2 separate regions of the Homo sapiens genome follow, and region 2 is linked to region 1. The links are chromatin loops, found by intact Hi-C in ENCODE. Cell type or tissue: A673. All regions are shown on one strand. Links, peaks and the distances in the headings refer to the core of each region. The heading gives the core; the rest is flanking DNA. Region 1 overlaps DSCAM (DS cell adhesion molecule). Region 2 has its middle 14 kb from the start of LINC00323.

The links. Hi-C counts contacts between places; a loop is a spot of excess contacts. Peaks named below come from ENCODE experiments on the same cell type or tissue, not always from the same donor. Only the 100,000 strongest peaks of a DNase experiment are listed, where the experiment ranks them.
Region 2: it touches region 1 in a loop (5-fold over the local background); 13 of 110 quality-filtered maps call a loop at or near these places.

What each region holds. Positions count from the first base shown.
Region 1 is chr21:40,142,281-40,145,197 of GRCh38, reverse strand. It overlaps DSCAM (DS cell adhesion molecule), which reads left to right. Exons shown (of 33, transcript NM_001389.5): 17 at 467-707; 18 at 2,494-2,640. Among named protein-coding and RNA genes, the nearest start is that of MIR4760, 69 kb to the left of the region's middle. In A673, for the core only: a CTCF peak has its summit at 1,161 (motif pointing left); a DNase peak (open chromatin) is centred at 1,167.
Region 2 is chr21:41,132,495-41,135,411 of GRCh38, reverse strand. No RefSeq gene overlaps it. Among named protein-coding and RNA genes, the nearest start is that of LINC00323, 14 kb to the left of the region's middle. In A673, for the core only: a CTCF peak has its summit at 1,295 (motif pointing right); no DNase peak of the experiment used is centred there.

The sequences.
Region 1 (2,917 bases), core at 123-2,622:
CGAGCCCGAGAGTTCTTGCTGGGTGCAGGCCTGAGGGTCAGTCTCACCCGGTCGTAAGCGTACCTGGAGACGCCACAAACATGATCTGTATTTTGACACTTTCTCGCCAGTTAGACAAGTCAACCAGTACATCATGAAGGACAGAATGAGAGCGCAGGCTCTGGGGCCCAACACCCATGTTCAGATTCCGCTCCTGCCATGCATACTCAGGTGACCTCCTGTGTCCATTGACGGTCCAGTGGCTCAGAGGGGCTGGGAGGGCCGGATGCATTCACAGGTAAAGGAAGGGTGCCTGGCACAGACCAAGTTGCACTGTACGTGGGTTTGCGGCTGCTACCGGACCACCGCCCCAGCATCGTGGCGATGACTCCACTTTATTTCTGCTTTCCTACGTGGGTGTGGGCGTTGATTTCGCTCTTGTCCTACCTCAAGACTTCTTTAGTGTGTTCTTTTCTCTCCTGTTTAGGCTCCCAAGAAACATTTGCAAAATGGGATTATCCGTGGCTACCAAATAGGTTACCGAGAGTACAGCACTGGGGGTAACTTCCAATTCAACATTATCAGTGTCGACACCAGCGGGGACAGTGAGGTTTACACCCTGGACAACCTGAATAAGTTCACTCAGTACGGCCTGGTGGTGCAGGCCTGTAACCGGGCCGGCACGGGGCCTTCTTCTCAGGAAATCATCACCACCACTCTCGAGGATGGTAGGTTCGGCCGGGGCCTGGTCGTGGCTTTTCCCTCCGCAAAGGTTCCCTCGGGTCTGCCCCGGGGCTCCCCCAACCTCGCACTCCCCCGCCCCACGACTTTGCAGTGACCTGCAGGGCCTGGGGTCTCGGGTGGAAAAGCCTTCCCTCGTGACCTCGCCCACCCCGCTGATCTGCCCGCCCTGGGGCAGGGCTGGACTGCAAAGCCAGCAAGTCCCTCCCTTTTCAGACTCTTCCTCATTCATTTCAGGTACAAGAATTGGGCTTTTCTGGAGTGAAAACAAGGCTCTCTCTATTACTGCAGAAGTCTCACGAGAATGCAGAAATGCTATTTGCTAAAAAACTTTCTCCCAAATGTTAAGAAGGTTTTTTAAAATTTATTTTATTTTTCATTGTTTCCTATTTTCAAGCATTCTGAGTACAGAGAAAAGGAATTTTCAGATTGCACAGTGATCGATCGCCCCCTAGCGGCCGAGATAAATTAATTAGCCCTTCCACCATGTCACTGAGAATAACCCAGAAGCTCAAATTTCCAGTAGTGCTTGAAAATAGAGAACCCTGGTATCCAGAGGCACAGTGTTTTAGGCAGGAAGTTAAGATATGGGGTTATTTGTAGCAATAAGTGGTAGCTTTGAAGGCAGGAAGCTGGCACTACATTTACCTCTTGTGCAGTTAGTCATTTGATCATAGATTTTTTTTTGAGACGGAGTCCGGCTCTCTCTCCCAGGCTGGAGTGCAGTGGCGCGATCTTGGCTCGCTGCAAGCTCCGCCTCCCGGGTTCACGCCATTCTCCTGCCTCAGCCTCCCGAGTAGCTGGGACTGCAGGCACCCGCCACCACGCCTGGCTAATTTTTTGTATTATTAGTAGAGACGGGTTTTCACCGTGTTAGCCAGGATGGTCTCGATCTCCTGACCTCGTGATCTGCCCGCCTCGGCCTCCAAAAGTGCTGGGATTAGAGGCGTGAGCCACCGCGCCCGGCCCTTGATCACAGGTTTGCGGAGGCAGATAGGACTTGCACCTGTAATATCTGACAATTTTTGCGAGGAGAGGAGTCTTCAATGACTTGCAGCCTGAACACTGGAATTGTCTATCTTCATAATTGCAATAGTCGTTAAATATGCCTTTGTTTTTGCTTCAATGCTCATTTTTCATTAAGATGCGTGTCTCAGCCAGTATTTTGCACCGCCCCAGCGCCAACATTTAAGGTTTACAAAAGCTCAGTACTAAAAATATTTTCAATATTCTTCTGACCTGTCTATGGTCTCTCTTCCCTCTAGAGAAAGGGATGAGGATGAGACAGGAGAAATCTATGATTATGTTTCTACTTTTTAGCACTTTACAATGGTTCAGCTTCCAATTTATATGCCAGATATTACTAAATACAGAGGTACCGTACTCTATAAAGTAAATGCAACTTAAAGAAGTAACTTCCAAGAGTAAGGGGAAAATAAATCAGACAAACAATGATTTTCTACTCAGGCAATAAAATTAAGAAGGGTACACGACTCAAGTCCCAACAACTGTCCTAAAAGTAAAGAAACTAAGTTGGAAAGAGAGACTATGGAATCCATTAGAATATATGCATTGACTCATGATATTTTACTGAGCACTGAGTTATCATAAGATTTTTCCAGGGAAGTGATCTTTGTTATTTTTTCTTTCATTTTGGGGTTGAGTGCAATTTTTTGCTTGCATATTGAAATATTAAAATACGTTGCTTTTTCGGTTATTGCTTTGCTCATAAACCACCCACAGTTATTACAGATTCTAATTATTTGATTTCAGTGCCCAGTTACCCCCCCGAAAATGTCCAAGCCATAGCAACATCACCAGAAAGCATATCAATATCCTGGTCCACACTTTCCAAGGAAGCCTTGAATGGAATTCTCCAGGGGTTCAGAGTCATTTACTGGGCCAACCTCATGGACGGAGGTAAGAGGACTAAACTAGGACTTTGGGTTTGCCTCCAGAGAATGCATGATGGAATTTGCAGACCCCTCCTAGTTCCTAACAAGGGGCTCAGGATATGGCGGGCACCTCTTTATCAATAGACACTTTCCCCTTTTCTGTCATCCCTCATCTGACATTTGAACAGGTCTCTTTGTTTAAAACATCACACACCTTCGAAACCCAAGTTGAAGCCTAGGCGGGGGCGGCACTTGGGAAATTTCAACATGGATGTATTTTCCTAATTATGTCTATGTCAAGG
Region 2 (2,917 bases), core at 99-2,598, 990 kb before region 1:
ACAGATGGGCTTGCTGAGAGTGGCTTCAGTGCCATAGTGGGGAACATCTTGACTGCAGGTGTGGGAGAAGGTGGAGATTGCTTTTAAGATCCAGGCTCTCACAGGGAGCAGGCCAACGAGGCAGGAAGGAGGAGGTGCTTTTTTTCCAAATGGTATTTGCAATATCTCACCAAAAAATATTTGAGCAACAATCTCTGTGTTTGATTGTGTCTCGTTACTAACAGCACAGAGACTTACAAATTATGTTACTTCCAAATTAACCAAAAAAAAAAAAGAAGAGGAGGAAGATGAGGATTAGACATCATTTATCCGGAATATTTTGTATGAGTTCTTGAATAAAACTTGGAAACTAAGCCAAAAAAGGGAGAGAGCAGAGGCTGGACATCTGCTGCGAGGCTGAGGGGGAAAGTGATTCCATCTCAGTCCTCACGACCACATTTCCATTCCGTGTTGTTATCGTAATTTATGTATTTTACAGTTGAGGAAAGAGAGTCTTAGAAAAGTTTTATTACTAACTCATGTTCACACAAATGAGGCTTGGAGAGGGGATTTGAACCCAGTTCCACGGGACCTGGGAGTCTAATTGCTTTCTGGGACCACAGTGTCATGTGAGGGGCAAGGGCAGGGGTGCACCAGTGGGGAGTGGCAGGCACGGATGGAAGGGGAGTAGAAGCTCACTCTCTAGGAGGAGTTTCTTTTTGTAGGAACTCGGGTTCTGGAAGGTTGCCTTTCAGTTTTAAGCTATTTTCCAGAATGATGGATAACCATTTTAGTTTTCTGCCACTGAAATTCCTGTGATGGGACTGGCTCTTACGAGTGGCTGGAGCCACTGTGACACAGTGTTATGGAGAGTGAGGAGCTGGCATTGGACACAAGCTCTTCTCAAAGTCGCTTCTCCATGCTCCCTGTCCTCCCATCCCCCTTATATTCATTCTGTGGAAGACCTAAGCTCAGGATCTGAGGATAATTTGTGAAAACAAACAAAAAAATGGGGAACAGTTTATGTAAGTTTCCCATTTTTTTTTTCCATCACAAATGCTCCCGGGATAGTGTTGAGTGAGGATAGCTGGTCTAACCAATTGCAAGTAGCAGCAATAGATGACATAAGATGGAGAAAAACAAGACCCAACAGATATGTATTCTATTACAGACATAGCTGCCCAGAAAAATTGTTGCATGTCTTGGTTAAAGCCTTGAAAACTGAGGGAAAAATTTCAGCATACTCTGGGAAACAACTCAAAGTCTTTCTCCATTTTAACTATTACTGAAGATGACCTCGAGATGACCAGCAGATGTCAGTATAAGGTAGGTCTGGCAGGATCCTGTGTCCAAACAATGAGGTCAGCTCTGGTGAGAACTTGCTCTGGGACATCAAAGGCCCCCCAAATAAAGGAATGGCCTGGACCCACAAAACCATGGTGTCTTGCATTGTTGCATAGGCTATGGTGTGAATAAATGCTCGAGGAAAATGGCTTCTTATTTCAAAGAAAACGCAAGAAACATTCAAGGAAGTGAAGAAAAAAGAAAGCAGGTATTTACTTGCATTAGCCTTCTTTAAAGACCATAAGGTATAGATAGGCTAAAAAGAATGCATAGAAATCTGATACAATATGATATTCTAGAACGTTCTAGAGCTATGTTTATGAGTATAAATAGCTCCCACAGCATATTGTGGATATTTTTTTTTTAAATTTGGCATGTATAATGTGATTCCACTTATAGAATGTTATGCATTCTATACATTTTAATTAAACAATATATTTGGTTTTGTAAAATAATAGTACTTTTTTTTTTCAAAACAAATTGCATGGCCTCTTCCACTCAAAGTTGTGTAACCCCCCAGCAATTTTTACACTTTCTTTGTGGTGGTAAGAGTTTCATCTTGATCATTCTTTTTTGGTGGCCATCTCTTCCTGAAGCTAGACAGGTGGTAGACCAGTTGTTGCCTTTACATCTTGTCCTACATTTCTTTGTTTTATTATTATTATTATTATTTTGAGATGGAATCTAGCTCTGTACAGGCTGGAGTGCAGTGGTGAGATCTCAGCTCACTGCAACATCTGCCTTCTGGGTTCAAGCAATTCTTCTGCCTCAGCCTCTCGAGTAGCTGGGATTACAGGCATCTACCACCATGCCTGGCTAATTTTTGTATTTTTTTTTTAGTAGAGATGGGTTTTCACCATGTTCTTGATCAGGCTGGTCTCAAAGTCCTGACTTCAGGTGATCCACCTGCCTCAGCCTCCCAAAGTGCTGGGATTATAGGCTTGAGCCACCGTACCTAGCCCCACACTTCTTTATCTTAGATTTTTCTGGCCCAGCCCAAAGGGAACAAACACTTGAGGAAGGTTTATAAAAAGATGAATAAGACCTAATCATTGGAATTTACTCCCCGCGGGGAACAAAATACACACATAAGCAGTTTTGGTGAATATGGTTAGTGCCGTTCCTACCAGGGATACGCTACTCCTTCATTCTCCTTGCCCAACTGACTCCAGCTTTGCAACTGGCTCTTAGCTTAAGCACCAGCACATCCAGGAAGCCTCCTGAACCCCCATATTGCCTGATGGCTGCATTGACCCTTGCCCCTGATTTTCTTCCCCAGGGCCACCTCCTCCTGCCACAGGATTGCATGTTAGAACAGGGGCTCACTAAATGTCAGCAAATTTGTGTGTCAAGAACAGCCCTTCCTCAGCGGTGGATGGGAGGTAGTGGCTAAACACCCAGCTCCTCCCTGCTTGCCAGTACAGCCTGGGGGCATGTACCACGTATGCAGCCTCCTAGACGTCCCCAGTGGGGTTGGGCCCAGGTGCCCACTGTGCACTGTGCATGGGTTCCTTCCTTTCTCTGTCTCATTTCCCTGCTCCTCCATGAGTGTTTCTTGGCTCACATCCCAAATTAACTGCTGTGCTCAACTCCT